Linked DNA regions of Homo sapiens: all the other regions are linked to region 1. A link is an interaction called in ENCODE POLR2A ChIA-PET data of the cell type or tissue named here. Cell type or tissue: OCI-LY7. All regions are shown on one strand. Each heading gives the region's core, and the rest is flanking DNA. Links, peaks and the distances in the headings are about the cores only.

What was found. ChIA-PET counts read pairs that join two places held together with the same protein. Peaks named below come from ENCODE experiments on the same cell type or tissue, not always from the same donor. Only the 100,000 strongest peaks of a DNase experiment are listed, where the experiment ranks them.
Region 2: POLR2A ChIA-PET joins it to region 1 with 5 read pairs; 3 of 35 experiments call an interaction of 5 or more read pairs at or near these places.
Region 3: POLR2A ChIA-PET joins it to region 1 with 6 read pairs; 4 of 35 experiments call an interaction of 5 or more read pairs at or near these places.

The regions. Positions count from the first base shown.
Region 1 is chr12:116,835,470-116,841,690 of GRCh38, reverse strand. RNFT2 (ring finger protein, transmembrane 2) reads right to left here. Exons shown (of 11, transcript NM_001382266.1): 9 at 5,666-5,731; 10 at 5,409-5,510. Among named protein-coding and RNA genes, the nearest start is that of HRK, 43 kb to the left of the region's middle. RefSeq lists a silencer at 2,718-2,914. In OCI-LY7, for the core only: no CTCF peak of the experiment used is centred there; a DNase peak (open chromatin) is centred at 3,070; H3K27ac peaks cover 1,459 bases.
Region 2 is chr12:116,933,743-116,939,963 of GRCh38, reverse strand. All of the region lies in intron 2 of FBXW8 (F-box and WD repeat domain containing 8), which reads right to left. Among named protein-coding and RNA genes, the nearest start is that of FBXW8, 26 kb to the right of the region's middle. In OCI-LY7, for the core only: no CTCF peak of the experiment used is centred there; no DNase peak of the experiment used is centred there.
Region 3 is chr12:117,141,045-117,146,044 of GRCh38, reverse strand. FBXO21 (F-box protein 21) reads left to right here. Exons shown (of 12, transcript NM_015002.3): 12 at 1-4,054. It overlaps TESC-AS1 (TESC antisense RNA 1), which reads right to left. Exons shown (of 3, transcript NR_120464.1): 3 at 4,556-4,654. Among named protein-coding and RNA genes, the nearest start is that of TESC-AS1, 44 kb to the right of the region's middle. RefSeq lists enhancers at 2,574-2,653, 2,054-3,253. In OCI-LY7, for the core only: no CTCF peak of the experiment used is centred there; no DNase peak of the experiment used is centred there.

The DNA of each region.
Region 1 (6,221 bases), core at 702-5,701:
CTGGAACCTCTGCCTCCCAGGTTCCAGTGACTCTCCTGCCCTAGACTCCCGAGTAGCTGGGACTACAGGTGTGTGCCACCATGCCAGGCTAATTTTTGTATTTTTAGTAGAGACCGGGCTTCACCATGTTGGCCAGGCTGGTCTCGAACTCCTGACCTCAGGTGATCCGCCTGCCTCACCCTCCCAAAGTGCTGGGATTACAGGTGTGAGCCACCATGCCCAGTCATTTTATTTTTTTGAGACAGGGTCTCCCTCTGTCACCCAGGCTATGGTGTAGTGGTGCAATCTCGGCTCACTGCAGCCTCCGCCTCTTGGGCTCAGGCAATCCTCTCACCTCAGCATTCTGAGTAGCTGGGACCACAGGCGTGCACCACCACACTTGGCTAATTTTTGTATTTTTTGTAGAGATGGGGGTCTCGCTATGTTGCTTAGGCTGGTCTTGAACTTCTGGCCTCAAGCAATCTGCCCACCTTGGCCTCCCAAAGTGTTGGGATTATAGGCATGAGCTACCATGCCTGGCCTGTGCCTGGATTCTTGACCCGTAAAAACTGTGAGATAATAAACATTTGTTGCTTTAAGCTGCTGAGTTTTGGGGTAACTTGTTATACAGCAATTGATAACTGATACTAAAAGCATCTGACTTTGTAGTGAAAACCCTTACTCATTATAGGGAATCTGGGAAAGGATGTTTGAAGCATTTAATTACGAAAAATGACATTACTGAAAATGTGGCTACTACCAGACAGGACACACACACACACACACACAGACACATACCCCTAACCTCAGATCCTCTTTAATCACACAAACCAGGCCAGCCAAGTCCAGACTTAGAATTAAACACTAATACTGAATATCGGTATAATACACTATGATTTTCAAAACCCATATACAGCCCTATACATCATCTCATATGACTCTTAAAAAAGTCCTACAAGCTGCCCAGCAGCTTGTCAATCTTGGGTGACAGATGACATGGAGGGTCAGGGTCACAATGAAATGCATTGCTCAGGGTTACAGAGTTAGTGCCTAGGATATTGTTGGTGCTCAATAAGCCCTCAAAGCATAGATGACTGGATGGAGGAGTCAGAGGTAGGTGTCAAGAACTCTGATTCCAGCTTAGCCATTCATTCATTCCGAGGAGGCAACGTGCACAGGCCTGGCTGGACACAGCAGAGACTATTCCCAGGAATTTCTGGAAAAAGTGCTCTGATCTTGTAATGCAGCCCTGGGGGCATCTCAAAGCCTGAGACCAAGCCTTGTGGAATGGGCATGGCCAATGGCATCAGAGGCTCTGGATTTGAATCCTGGTTCTGTGACTGAGGAACAACGGGACCTCAGGCAAGTCCATCCCTTTGTTTTTCTGAGCCTGATTCTTTGTCTCTATTAAATAGGGTAACTACTTCCCGCCCGAAGTGTCTGTGAAGATGGGGACAGATAAGGTCAAGTATGAAGAACTTGTAAGCACGAAATCAACAGGAGTCACCATTCTCTTGCCCTCTTGCCTTCATATCATAAAACATGCAAAAAACCAAACTCATAGTGACCAAGAATTGGAGGACAGTTCATTCTCTAAATGCACTCTTACTCTTCTCTTTGGCAAAGGATTTCTTTAAATGAACCAAGCTTCTCACTTTGTGTTCAAAATGCCCTTTCCCTGGCTCCCTGTAGCCTGTCAGAGGGCACACCATAAATACTTGCAGAGTGCCTAACTGGGCAAGTGTGCTCCTGAGCAGAGTGTTCTAACCTCAGGACATGCTCAGTGTCTGCCCAACCAGCTTCAATTAACAATCTGCTTCCTGAGCCCTAGCTCAGGGGGTAGTGGGTGGAGTGGGAGTGACATATTGAGCTTAAAGGGGAGACAAGGTGTGGCTTTAGCCTAGTGGGCCCCTCCGCCCCTCCCTCCCTCCCTCCCTTCCTTCCTTCCTTCCACCTATCCATTCACCCACCCACCCATCTATATACCCACCCATCTGTCCATTCATTTGCTCACCCACACTGTCACTCACCCACTTATACCTCTATCTACCCACCTTTACACTCACCCATCCACTCCTCCACTTGGACACCATTCCATCCATCCGTCCATCTGTCCATCCATCCTATTTACCCACTCATCTGTCCATCCATTTGCCCATCCATACAGTCACTCACCCCCTTATACCTCTGTCCACCTACCGTTCACTCACCCACCAACTTCTCCACCTGTCCATCATTCACTTCCATTCATCCATCCATCCATCCATCCATCCATCCATCCATCCACCCACCCACCCATCCCATCCATCCATCCATCCATCCACCCACCCAACCATCCTATTAATCTAAACATTCCATCCAACCATCCCATCCATCCTTCCTTCTGTCCATCCATCCCTCCATCCATCCATCCATCCAATATTTACTGAGACAGTACTGTGGCTCTGCTGCTAAACAAGACAGACATGGTATCTGCTCTCATGTTGCTTGTGATTCACCAGGAGGCAGACAGACCTTGCCCATCTAATTACCAAATGAACTACCTAGTTAACAATTGGAATAAGTGCTAAGTAGGAAAAACACAGGCATCTATGAGACCATATAGCCAGGGACGTGACTAGTCTGGAGAAGCAGAGTCAGGAAAGACTTTATGGAGGAAGCAACATCGCAACCAAGTCATTCATTCATTTGTTCATTCATTCAATGCTTTTAGGAATCAGCATGACCCATTTACCTATGTGAATCATCTCTGCCTTTCCAGGCCTAGCTCACAGCAACAGAGCAAGACTAAAATGTGTGCCTGGCCTGGTCATATGTACAGTCTTCAACCAGCACTGGGTACAGCTGTTACTCCTAGATCTGGGACAATGGGTGTCTTGTCTGACTCCTCCCAAGAATTTCTAATCCAGTTGCACATAGTGGTATCAGGAGAAGAATGGAGGAGAGACAAACAGACTGAGGCTTAGAGAGCTTGTCAGACTTTCACCTTGACATCATGTTCAAATTGTCCCTGCTACCAAGAAGGAACTACAGATGGCTCTGAAGCATATGAAAAGATGCTCAACCACGCTCATAATTAGGGAAATGCAAATTAAAACTGCACTGAGATACCGTTTGTCACCTGTCAGATTGGCAAAGCTCAAAAGAGGCTTGGTAACGCTGTGTGTTGGTGAGGGAAGAAGCAAGCGGCTGTGTCATACTGCATACTAACAGCCTAAGTGGATACATTCTTTACAGAGGGCAGTTTAGCAATAACTGTCAAAACTGTGTGCCTTCTGACCCAGTAATTCTTCCACTAGAAATTTATCCTACCAAGAGCTCATGTGTGTGTGAAATGGGATGCATGCCCATAAGAGCTAATATTTATTGAACCCTGACCACGTGCCAGGAGCAGTTCTAAATGCTTCCCTTGAATTAACCTTTAATCAACACGATGGGCCCAGGTTGGTGCAATTGATCTCCCCATTCTGGATCATTCATGACAGCCTTATTTGTAATAACAAAAGATTATCAGCTACTAAATGCCTATCAATAGAAGAATGGTTAAACAAACTGGTCTATTCATAAAATGGCACATTATGCAGCTATAAAATAGGATAAGGAGCAATCTCTAAGATAGAGTTTTAAGTTAAAAAGGAAGGTGCAGAAAACAGCATAGGTAGAATGTACTATAACTTATGTTTTTTTTTAAAAAAATATGTTTGTGTGTGTATAAATATATACACACATATACATACATATGGTGACAGGCCTCCTTTTTATATCTTTCAAAGATTTTTTTTAAAGTAAACTTTTTATTTTGGAATAATTTAAGGCTTACAGAAAAGTTGCAAAGATAGAACAGAAAATCCCAGTACACCCCTCACTGGGTTTCAGTTTCCCCTAATGTCATCATCTTGCATTACCGTGGTACATTTGTCAAAGCTAAGAAACCCACGTTGATATGTTACTATTAACTCAACTCCAGACTCTATTTGGATTTCATCAAACCTGTTTTCTACTAATGTCCCTTCTCTGTTCTGGGATCCAACCCAGGTCCCAGACTGTGTTTAGTCATCATGTCTCTTTAGTCTTCTTTTTGAATGTTGATTCATGCAAATATATTATCCATTTAAAAAGAAATACAATTGAACATGAAAAACAACCTCCCCCTTCCAAATCTCCAAACAGCAATAACAACAGCAACAAAAATGCTTGTCGATGTTAAAAAGGAACCCACCTTCTATCCCCCTACCCGTAAGCCTTTCCATGCCTTTTAGTCTCCAGGCTATGCCTCCTCCAAAAACCCTTCCCAACCTGGAACTCATCGCTCTCTGCCTCAGTCCCCCGAGACACTGCATGAATCTCTCTTACACGGCACTTATCACTGCCTGCCTTGCTTCACAGTTATTTATGTAAGTGTCTGTCTCCCGGCAGAGACTGTGAGCTTCCAGAGGAGGGGACGGGATCTGTGGGCCCTCTGCCTCTCCTTCCTGGGTCAGATAGGATGCTTTGACCCCAATACACATTTGCTGAATTGACACCTAGTCCCTGATGTCAGGAGGAGGAGGAGGGATGCATTTAGGGATTTAAAAGGAACCGGCCAGCACTTACGACTGTGGGCTGGTGACCCACGACTAATAAAAACAAATGGTAATAATAATTATACAGATGACAATGATAATTCTAGCAACTTCTATGGTTGAATAATTGAAATTTAGTTCTTTCCATGGATGATCTACTTTAATCATAATAATAGCCCTATGAAGTAGCTGTTATTATTATGTCCTTTTTTTTTTCTTTGAGATGTAGTCTTGCTCTGTTGCCCAGGCTGGAGTGCAGTGGCATGACCTCGGCTCACTGCAACCTCTGCCTCCCGCGTTCAAGCAATTCTCCTGCCTCAGCTTCCAGAGTAGCTGGGACTAGAGGTGTGTGCCACCATGCCTGGCTAATTTTTGTATTTTTTTTTTAGTAGAGACAGGGTTTCACCATGTTGGCCCAGCTGGTCTCGAACTCCTGACCTCAGGTGATCTGCCTGCCTCGGCCTTCCAAAATGCTGGGATTACAGGTGTGAGCCACTGTGCCTGGCCACTATTATGTCCATTTTAGACATGAGAAAAACCAAGGCTCAGAGAGAGAGTGACTGACCCACAGGGGGTCAAGAATGCTGCTGAAATTCACATGCAGGATATTTTGATGTTACACCATACGGAATTTGGCATTCTACATCTTACTAAGGAAACCAAGCCTCAGAGAGGTGAAATAACGTGCCCAAGTCCACCCAGCTACTAAGAGGCAGAGGTGAGATTGGAACCCAGGTCTGGCTGACTCCGGTCTTAACCGGATTGCCCCCCAGAGACCCATGCCAGAGACCCGAGGACTGCCCATGGGGAAGGGTCCTACTCTCCCCCAGCCTTGGTCTCCAATGGTCCCGCCTGAGCCCTGCTCACCTGGCACAGGAGAATCAGAGGCTCTCGGAACTCGGCCTGACAGATGGCGCAGATGTCACCAGCTTCTGTGCACTGCTGCCCGGTGGCTCGGACTCCATAGTTCTTTGAGGGAGGGGAGAAGCAAATACAGCTATGGGCGCCCTTGGGAACTACGCCCTCAGGAGCACTGTGAGATCTGTGGGCTGAGGAAGGGGTCGCTGCTGTTTCCAGTTCCTGATTCTCAGGACCCTGGTGGGGACCACCTGAAGCCAACTCACCTGAGAGGTACAGAGAAGCTTCAGGGCTTTCCTAACTCCGCCCACACGTCCACAGATGTCGAAGGACTGAAAGGAGAGCAGGGTGGTGGCTGAAATGTACCCAAGGATCACTCGTGACCCCTGCACAATCACCCCACCCCATCCTCTGACCCTCCACCCATTTTTGACTCAGAACATTTTTAGGGCTCCTCTTCTCATTTGCACTTCTTCCTTCCCAACAGTGTTGCATGGCTTTTGTCTTGTTGCCTAATATCAAGAGTTTCCCCTGCTACCTAGGCCAGAATAGCAAATATATGGCATGCATAGTGCCTATTTCCCTTCCCAAGCCCACAGCAGGCATTGATAATCGATCACAGCACTCTTCCTCTGAGCCCAGCCCACCCTGATAACCCTTCTCCATCTAGCACTCCAGTCAGCCACTGTGTTGATCAGAACCAGCAAGTAATCAGTATGCCCCAATGGCTGATACTACATGGATTGCCTTGCCAGTCCTGCTGGAAGGAAGGAAAGAGAAGAACTCATGCATCCTCCCAGGATTCTCTAAAGCCAGAAATGG
Region 2 (6,221 bases), core at 576-5,575, 98 kb before region 1:
GCATGTCTGGTCCACAGCTGAGCCTACCCATGACACCCAGATGCTGTCTGTCTATCTGTCTGTGCCAGAGTGTCTGAGCACTGGGCAATCATGAAGCACAGATAGGGATAGACCAATGTCAGCTGTGAGTGAGCCAGGCCACAACCTGAGTAGTCCCAGAGCAGAGTATGTCCCCTAACCGAGCCCTGGAATTCAGGGTTAAATAAGGTGTAAGATAAAGGTAACATATAAAGACCTTTACAGGTTCTCAAAGGCAGAACGTGCTCAGGAAACACAGGGCAGCTTTACTCTGATCCTGGGCATACATATGCCTTTTTTGTAGAAACCATAACATTTTGTAAAAGTCATGAAATGTAACTACCGAACAAAAAAGACTCAAGAGTAATCAAGAGATCATATAAATGTAGCCATTCTTTAATTACATGGACCAAAAGCATATTCAGTAGAACAACACCTCCAGGTGTTAATAAGTTCCTTAGAAAAGGATTCCACGCTCAAATGAGCTTAGGAAACACTGCTTTAAACAAAACGAAGCAGAATTCCTCGCTGCAGAACTTGCGCTTTGAATAGCAGTGGCATGTGCTGCACATCTCTAAGAAGGGGATACACGTTGAGTATCCCTTATCCAAAATGCTTAAAACCAGGAGTATTTTGGATTTCAGACGTTTGCATTATTCTGACTGAGTCTCCCAAATCCCCAAATCCAAAATCCAAAATGCTCCAATGAGCACTGAAAAAGTTTCTAATTTTGGAGCATTTGGGATTTGGGATTTTTGGATTTGGGAAGTTCAACCTGTATAAGAAGCTGCATTTCCTAAACTCATTTGGTTCCTGACTTCTTTTTGCAACGAGTATCTCAAAAGCCCAGTGCTCTGCAGAAGTCACTTTAGAGAACACTGATTTGGGTTACCGGTCAATCAGTTAAGATATGTTTTGGGCACTAACCATGTACTGGGCACTCAGGCCCACAGTTCTCATCTACTTCCCACCCAACCTATGAAACCAAAACCTTTGGCATGTGACAGAGATCCCATGGATGCACCCAGACTGGGGCTACTTCTCCATGGCTGAGGAAGCTATAGGGAAATGCTGGGGTCCCTGCCGTTACACCCAGGTTAGATCACAAGACTGGCCCCAAATAGGGGAAGCAATCTTTTAAATTATGTGTTCAAAAATGAGCTACAAGCTTCGTTTTGTTGGATGGAGCCTCTGAATCATCCCCACTTTAGGAAAATCCAAAGGCAGTGCTCAATGATTACAAACTAGAAAATCTCAAACTAAACATTCTGTATGAGTTTTCATGAGGACTGTGCAAATCTCAACCACTTTAAAATGGAAACTTTTCAATGGGACTTTCAGGAAGTCTCAAATATGTCGGACCTTAAAGATGTTGGAAGCTGAAAGCAGCTTTTTCTAACAGTTTCAAGGAAAATGCCAAATCATTTTAAATAACACAATCTGAAATTTGTACAACAGGGTTACAGGATGAAAAACTGAGACCAAAAAATTGATGTTGTGGTGCATCATTCACATCACTAACCCCGGGTCACAGTGCTTATTCCGTAGAAAATAATATTCAAGCTAAAGTTTAAGTCCTGGATAACAAATAAAAAATCTCTTTGAGAGACTTAAAAAAGGCAGAGGTGAGAATTGCTTCCAAAAAGGGATCAGGATTGTATCCACAATTAGGTATTAAAAACAGAAATGTGTCAACAATTTCTTTAGCAAACTATAAAAGGAGGGTGCTTTTCTTTCTTCTTTTAAAGGAGAACAAAAATGACAGGTTTTAAAAATGACTTTTAATTCTGAAGGAAAAAAAATCAACAAGAAAAAGACCTAGTTAAACTTTCACAAGCAAATGTTAAAGGGTCCCACCAAGAGGAAATCTTGTTAATTGTTTTGATTCCTTAAGTTTTATGAAATCTAGCAAGTTTACAAGCCTGAATTTTCCAAAGGCCTAATGGTCTTTCTTTAATACACCAGAGTTGGAATGGCCTTGCTCAGTAAAGCCCCACCGAGTGAGCCTCAGCTGCAAGGACTTGCTAATAAAAGTGTCTCCAGCATTTTGCTTTATAGCACCACTGTGAATTGCAGCATTAAAAAAAAAAAAGCTGTTGGCTCAAAAATGAGCTTTATTAGCTCTGCCTGGATTAGGGTTACCAGTAAGGCTCACAGAGGGGAAGTCTCATTGTTCCCTTCACAGGTTCACACATCAAGTCTACTGTGGGAGGACACACCACATAGAGACAGCTCTCTATGCACTCACTGTCTCAGTTTCCTCTCTCTCCACTTGCTCCTGAGCCACTAGCTTTTGCCCCCAACACACCACTGACCCTGGTCAAGGTCACCAGTGACCTCCAACTTGCAAAACCCAATGGTCATTTCTCAGTCCTCCTCTTACTTGATGAACAACAGCGCTTAACACCTTTGATCACTTTCTCCTCCTGGAAAACATTTATCCCATGGTCCCAAGGAACGACACATCTGGGTTTTCTTCCTGCCTGGCAGGGAACTCCTTCCCGGTCCTCTGCCTGGCCCTGCTCATGTCCACGGCCTCTAATCCTTGTGGAGCACCAGGGCTCCATCCCTGAACCCCTCCTCTATTTACATTCACTTCCTTAATGTTCTCATTTGTCTCCTGGCCTTAAATACCATCAATGTGGCTGACAGCTTCCAAATTTCCATCTTCAGCCCAGAGCTCAACGAAGAGCTCATCCTCAACCTCACAACCAATGAGTGATCTTCCCCCATACCCACACATGCTCCTTCCATGGTCTGCTACTTGTCGGTAAACAGTGAACTCATTCCTCCAGTTGCTCAAGGCAAACACCATGGAGCCCTTGTTGACTCTCTTCCTTCTGTCCCCACATCCAGCCCATCCACAATCCTGACTCTGTCCACTTCTGCTGGTGCCATCCTGGCCCAAGCACCACATCCTCTTCTCTGGATTACTTCAGTGGCCTCCTAACTGGTCTCCTTGCTGCTGTCCTTGTCCCCCAACAACCGATTCTCCACACAGCAGCCCAAATGGTCCCTTTTTAAACGTAGGGCAGCCCTTGTCACCCCTCTGCTCAAAGCACTCCAAAGGCTTCCCATCTTATTCACAAAACTTCGAGTTCTTTTAATGGATTAAACGCTTATCACATCCTGAGTCCTCTCCTCCTCTTATCCTTCTGCTCACCACATCCCCGTATCAGTCTCCTATGGCTGCGCTAACAAACTACTACAAACTTAGCTGCTTAAAACAATACAGATTTATTCGCTTATAGTTCCGGAGACCAGAAGTGTAAAAGCAAGGTGTGGGCAGGGCTGCATTCCTTCCGGAGGCTTCAGAAAGAAAACAGTTTTCTTACCTTTTCCAGCTTCAAGCTACCTACATTCCTTGGTTTGTGGCCCCTTCCTCCACCTTCAAGGCCAGCAACACAGCATCTTCTCTCCTCCCTGACGTCCTGCCTCCCTCTTACAAGACTTGTAATGCACTGGACCCACCTGTATAATCCAAGATAATCACCCCATCTCTAGATCCTTAACCTAATCACATCGGCAAAGGGCGTTTTATCATGAAAGGTAACATACTGGTGGGATTCAGGGATTAGGACGTCAGCATATTTGGGAGGGCCATTATTCAGCGTACGACAACCACCCACTTGGACCTTCCTGCTGTTCTTCAAACACAACAGGCGCACCCTGCCTCAGATGAGCTTCAGCTGTGTCTGCCTCAAGTCCTTCGTCCTTGCTATTCCACTCTGCCAGAGATCTGCACAGTGTCCTTCACCCCTCCTTCAGGTCTTTGCTCAAAGCTCACCTTCTCTGCAAAGTCTTCCCTGGCCACTCAAAAGTGCAACCCCCATATCACCTCTACTGTCTTGTTCTTCTCCATAGCACTCACTGCCATCTGATAACTCTATTTAATCATGTCTTTATTGTATATACAATGGAAGCTCTCTGAGAAGCTGGTTTTTTATGTTTTATTCTCAGCTGTCTTCACTATATAGAACAGTACCTCGCACATACATAGTCAGCTCTATATAAATAACCAAATGAGATAAAAGTGTAAGTCCAACTTTTTTTTAAAAATTAGCATTGCTTTTAATTCTCAAAGGTCATAGACACAGCTCAGCTCCTGGCATGTGCTGCCCTCCGTAGGCTCCTTCTTATTCACATGTATTATTTTGCTTTATGCTTTTTTTTCTAGTAAACTTTTTAATTGTGGAAAAGTTCAAACACACAAGAGTAAAGTGAACAATATAAAGAACTCCAAAGTACCCACCACTTAGCTCAATGTTCATTTGCCATTCTTGTTTCATCTAGCTCCCAATCTGTTTTTTAGAGTGATTTTGCCTTTCCCTAAATTTGTGCTTAAAGGAGGCAGCCAAAACAATCACATGAATTAAAAGGAACTCCTGAGGGCACTTGGGTCTTGAGCATACAAGGAACCTTCCACAGAACTTCCTGATAAGAGAAGTCTGGCGGCAAGGGTGAAAGTGAAGAACTAAGGGAACCCTGCCAGCAACTACAGGTCTGCAGAATCACTTTTGCCAGGAAAATCAATTCAGCCTCACTTGGCTATGGATTCCTGACTCACACAGACTTCATTAAGATTATAGATCTTTAGCTATAAGCACCTGGATTTTAGTTTCTCCTACATGGACATAAAATCACATTTTCCTTGAAACTTGAAATACCATAATCTAATATGCTGGTCTTTGGTTCTAGAATTACTTATTTATTTTGCTGTCAACTACTTCTTGCTCACCAATATTATCATAAATTTCAAGTTTTTAACCTCTGCATCTTCCCTCTTTTTCTTTATTACTTTGTTTATGCACGTTTTTCTATCTTTTACTTGATAAACATGACATCATTACTTATGCAGCTAAATTCCTAAAATTACATATTAGGAAATACAAAGCACTAAAATATACATTAAAAAACTGAAAACAAAATTATGGAGTTGGAGAACAGATCAGTGGTTGCCAGGGGTTAGAGATGGAGCTGGGGGTGAAAGGGTCGGGGAAGGACTTGAGGCCAGTGTGGCCGTCAAAGACTGTGAAAGAGTAGCACAAGAGATTCTCGTGATGAATGTTCTACATGTTGACTGCGGTGGTGGTCACACAAATCTACATCCATGTAAAGTTCCATAGATTCACAAATAAGTGCATGTAAAACTAGTGACATCAACAAGATTTGTGAATTGTGCCAATGTCAGGTCCTGGTTTGCTACTGTTCTGTAGTTATGCGGGATATTACCAATGGAGGAAACTGGGGGAAGGGTACACAGGAACTCTCTGTACTATTTTTTGCAACTTCCTATGAATTTATAATAATTTTTAAAGTTTAAAAAATGAATATTGGTAAATACCTAAAAGCCATCACTCCTCAGAATTATTCACACTGTAATATAATGGCAGACTTACTTTTCTCCTAAAAACCAATTTGTAATTTTGAAACCAACAACTGTATCATTGTTATCGACTAAAAAATTGTCTCCTTTAAATACCAGGAATCCTGTGGGCACAAAAAAAGATGAACATAAAATTATAAATAGCAAGATTACAAACCTGTTCAATGAACTGTCCAACAAGTAACTTTGCTTACTAAAAGCTACACTGTTTTCAAGATGTTTCGGCAAGAAACACTCCCACAGAGAGATTAAGTCCCTCGAGGGACAACTATTGAAAGGAAGGAGCTGGAGACCTCAGCATCAAAAGTACACACAGATCACAAACTAATGTAGCAGGACTTCAGTTTTCAAAACATAAAGCCTCAAAAGCAAAAAAAAGAGGAGGGGATATGGAAAGGAGGCAAAGTCAAAGCAAAATCAGTCTCCGGCATGGTTTGTGGGATAATTAAATCTCAAAGGCCTCCCAGTAACAGAGTTTCTTACTGTTAGTCAGTTACCAATTTGGCATAAAGATCTAAGCAAACAGGTTTTCTCCAAGGGCATACATTTAGTTCATGGTGCCAATTCCACATAACTGGCCCAATTTCACTAAAATCCCAAGGCACCTAGATTAAAAGAGAGATGGAGAGAGAGAAAAAAAGCAAGCCCCTCTAAAATAAAATCATAAAGCAGCAGGACATTCCACAGAAGGATTTCCTCCCTGTTTCAAAATAAAAACACCCCAAGAAACAAATGAAAGTGCTACTTATTTTTATTACTTTGTGGTTTTAATTTTAATGATTGATGAAACAAAGCCAATTCTACAAACTACTGGCCA
Region 3 (5,000 bases), core at 1-5,000, 310 kb before region 1:
CCAAGAGAACGGGACTCCGGAAGAAGACGTCTCCACGGAGCCCTCGGGACCTGCTGCACCAGGAAAGCCACTCCACCAGTAGTGCTGGTTGCCTCCTACTAAGTTTAAATACCGTGTGCTCTTCCCCAGCTGCAAAGACAATGTTGCTCTCCGCCTACACTAGTGAATTAATCTGAAAGGCACTGTGTCAGTGGCATGGCTTGTATGCTTGTCCTGTGGTGACAGTTTGTGACATTCTGTCTTCATGAGGTCTCACAGTCGACGCTCCTGTAATCATTCTTTGTATTCACTCCATTCCCCTGTCTGTCTGCATTTGTCTCAGAACATTTCCTTGGCTGGACAGATGGGGTTATGCATTTGCAATAATTTCCTTCTGATTTCTCTGTGGAACGTGTTCGGTCCCGAGTGAGGACTGTGTGTCTTTTTACCCTGAAGTTAGTTGCATATTCAGAGGTAAAGTTGTGTGCTATCTTGGCAGCATCTTAGAGATGGAGACATTAACAAGCTAATGGTAATTAGAATCATTTGAATTTATTTTTTTCTAATATGTGAAACACAGATTTCAAGTGTTTTATCTTTTTTTTTTAAATTTAAATGGGAATATAACACAGTTTTCCCTTCCATATTCCTCTCTTGAGTTTATGCACATCTCTATAAATCATTAGTTTTCTATTTTATTACATAAAATTCTTTTAGAAAATGCAAATAGTGAACTTTGTGAATGGATTTTTCCATACTCATCTACAATTCCTCCATTTTAAATGACTACTTTTATTTTTTAATTTAAAAAATCTACTTCAGTATCATGAGTAGGTCTTACATCAGTGATGGGTTCTTTTTGTAGTGAGACATACAAATCTGATGTTAATGTTTGCTCTTAGAAGTCATACTCCATGGTCTTCAAAGACCAAAAAATGAGGTTTTGCTTTTGTAATCAGGAAAAAAAAAAATTAATGAACCTTAAAAAAAAAAAAAAAGGTTTTGAAGGGAAAAAAAGTGGTTTCACACCTCTTGTTATTCCTTAGAGTCACTTCAAGGCCTGTTTGAATGTGGCAGGTTAGAAAGAGAGAGAATGTCTTTCATTTGAAGAGTGTTGGACTTGTGTGAAAGGAGATGTGCGTGTTGGAATCTGCTTTTCCAAGCCGCCAGGGTCCTGACGGCAGCAGGACGAAGCCTGTTGTGGCGTCTTCTGGGAAAGCCTGACCGTGTGTTCGGACGGCACTGGCTCCTTTCCGAAGTTCTCAGTAACTGAGCCCAGAGTAACTGCACGCCTTTGTGCAGCTCTGGAGCTCCACCAACTCTCGGCCTGCCAGTTCTCAAGCGAGCTAATCTTGTCATTAATCGATAGAAGCTAACTTCCGAAGTTAGGACCTAGTTACTTTGCTCTCAACATTTAAAATAATGCAGTTGCTCTAGTGAATGGGGCGTTAGGGGCCTGTCTCTGCACCTGTCTGTCCATCTGCATGCAGTATTCTCACCCATGTTGAATGCCTGCTGCTTGTTTACCCTTTGGAAACCCTGGGGTGACCAAGGTTTGGAAAGCCACCTGAGACCACTTCATAGCAAGGGAAGGCTTTAAGCAGTTACTAGAAAGAGATGGGGATTTGGCCCCTGGCTCCTCCAGCCTGAATGAGCTATTTAATCCACTGTCCATGTTCCTCATCAGTCAAATCCAAAGTCAAAGGATTTGAACCTGCATCTGGAAACGTAACCACTCACAGCACCTGGCCCGCCAAGGTTGGGAGGATTGTACACTACTTTCATTTAAAGGGGAAAGTTTGATAATACGGAATTAATTAATATGAATGAGATGCATTAATAAGAACCTGAGCATGCTGAGAGTTGCAATTGTTGGTTTTCTGGTTTGATTGATTTCCTTTTTTCTTAGACACATCAAAGTCAAGAAAGATGGTTTTACCTTTACTGACCCAGCTGTACATATGTATCTAGACTGTTTTTAAATGTCTTTCTTCATGAATGCTTCATGGGGCTCCAGGAAGCCTGTATCACCTGTGTAAGTTGGTATTTGGGCACTTTATATTTTTCTAAAAACGTGTTTTGGATCCTGTACTCTAATAAATCATAAGTTTCTTTTTAAAAATTTTCCAAAACTTTTCTCCATTTTAAAAAGCCCTGTTATAAACGTTGAACTTTCACAATGTTAAAATGTTAAATATTTGGATATAGCAACTTCTTTTCTCTTCAAATGAATGCCAAGATTTTTTTGTACAATGATTAATAAATGGAACTTATCCAGAGAAACCACGCAAATGGCCTGCCCAATTTCGTTTGAGGACAGAAAGCCCAGCCATGACTTGAGTAGAATGTCTCTCACCTCTCTTCGGATCTAAATATGAAAAGTATGTTCTGCTGAATTTTTCTGAGCATTGGTGAGCGGACAGCCTACCTGTAAACCATGACCTCCTTGCCAAACGTTAATTTTATCAGCTCACTAGTAACCTTTGAGAATTATCTGGTTGTCATGCAAAGATTGCACTTTCTGAATTATGTTAAAACACATGTTGTAAAATGAGAACTGCTCATGCTTTGAAAGAAAACCAGGTTCTTCGTGCGTTCTGTTGCCGTTGATTTGAATGGCTGTGCTGTATACGATGTGTCCAGAATGTCTTCAGAGCACTGTTTCCGTGTGATGTTACTACCTACTATGTGGGAGGAAAAAAGGTTATAGGTTAAACAAAGTCAATTGACTCTATGGTGGTGTTTCTCAATACCTGTGACGCACAGTACTGTGCGTCGTGACTTTCTAAGAGAAGTGTGCAGCGGGTGTGTCATCTTGATATATGAAACCCTGGAATTTCCCTCCCCTACACGCACGCACCGTCCCCGGGGGTCCGGTGTTTGCAGACATGCTTTGAAAAGCTGTCTCAGTGAGACATCAGTTATGTCCAAAATGAGTTTACCTTAGAATCAGACCGGTTTTGCCAGGCGTCATGTTTGCAAACATTATCCACCTAATCAGATTTTGAAAGGCCGGCTTTCATGTCGCCTGCCTGAGACTCATAACAGATCCCCATTATAAGCGCGTTTACACAGCAAAATGATTTTATTGAGAAAACCAGCATTAAGTACTGTTGCCGGCTCAGTTTTCCATTGCATACTATCTACTTAAAGTCCCGTTCTCATTTGTAAGTGTTCCGATCTTTCCCCACGGAGAAAACTGAGCAGAGCTGCCGTGTCGCAGGCTTTCTGCTGCTGATGTCGCATCTCTTTGCTTTCCCCTCCTTAGTCCATACTCCAAGTAAGTGAACTCAGACTACCAGCAACTTTTTAACTGAAAAGTATCTGTCCATGATGATCAAGATGCAGCTCTTCGTGTTTTTATTTTGTCTTTTTTTTTTTTTTTTTTTTTTGGAGGGAAGGAGAGACATCAACTGGACAAAATGCAAAATTTGGATGTGGGACAATTGCTTTTTGGAGACGTGAATAGCTGTACTGTACGTATTATTTTGTGTGGCATGCTAACTTTGAGCCGGGCACTGGCCTAATAAAGTCTTTGTAATCCTCCCAGCAATCCTATAAAGCAGACGCAGATAGTAAAGATTTTAGGCTTTGCAGGCCACGTACAGACTGTCACATGTTCTCTGTTTTTAAAAGTGTCAACAACATTCTTAGCTCAAAAACAGGCTGCAGGTGGGATGGTGCCCACAGGCCATAGTTGGCTGACCCCGGCTAGGGTGTAGGCACTTAGCATTCCACTGTATAAAGGGGAAACCCAGGTCATACTGCGTGTGCGTGGGTGGGAAGCCGGATGTGGAATACAGGTGGTCCCTGAGTCTCCAGGAACCACTGAGCTCCAGCTGTTCACACCCACACTCTGCGGCGCAAGCAACTACCTCGCCACGGTTTAGCCTTGGTCTAGCAGCGACTTTAACCTTGAATGTTGCATTTCTGAAAAATTTAGAATCTTGAAAGTAAAGGACGTCCCTCCGGTGAATAAAATTAGGCGCAATTATAGAATACATGTATTATGGCCACGTAGCAATGACTGTATTAGGGCTCTGCTAGTTCTGTAATAAATAGACCCGAAAAGCAACAATGGCTCAAACACCATAGAACGTTTTTGCTTCCATAATATTGGGCAGGGGAATGGGCTGGCAGGGCAGCCCTTATGCAGGCAGGCATCAGAGCAACCTGAGCCGTCCATCTCCATCCCGCCTGAAGTAGCGGGGAGCATGGAGGGCTGAGACCATCTGGGAGCTTCCATGAGCCAGGTGTGGAAGTGGCACCCCTTATGTCCACTCATTTTGCACGGAGGTGGGAAACGTCCAGTTGTGTTCTAGGAAAGGAGACAGAACACAGTGTGGGTGGAAGCTCTGGTCCACTGCACGGGCCACTCCAGTGTGCTCCTCCACCGCAGGAGACAGCCACGGACAGCTAAGCCAGGCTGTCCGTGGGGACGGACACATTTCTGCAGTCTCCGGCTCAGTCGCCCCTGCCTAAGTAGCACATAGAGGCAGTGGAGTTCCCTTCAGATGGCACTGTCTGTGTACACTCACGGTCTCCACCGCAGATGGCTGCAGCAGCGGGGAGCAGACCTCTCACCGCGTGGGTCACATGCACTACCTCTGCCTCAACAGCCAGATCTCAAGTGGCCGGCCACACCTTCGTTCCAGAGGAGGTGCCAAATGGTTTCCTGTGGGCCCGAAAGGAAGAGAAAAGGTTTGGTGGGCACAGACTTGTGTGTGCCTCACCCCCAGAGCCCTCCGCGGTCCCTGCATCCTACTCAGCCCAGTTTCCCTGGGCCGTGCAAGTTCCCTCCATCAGCCCAGCGTGGCGCCTCCGGGATCCCCCACCCCCAATTCCCATTAAGAGGTGAAGCAGGGACGGCAGCTGCAATAAGAACTCCCATTTGAGAAAAAGAAAGAATGAAACAAGTTGCTGGTCTCTAGCAGGGATGAAATCCCACTCGCGGGGGACCTTGGTAAGACCCCTGCCTTTGTCATGGCCGGGGGTGACGTTTCTTGCATAAGCCCTGACTC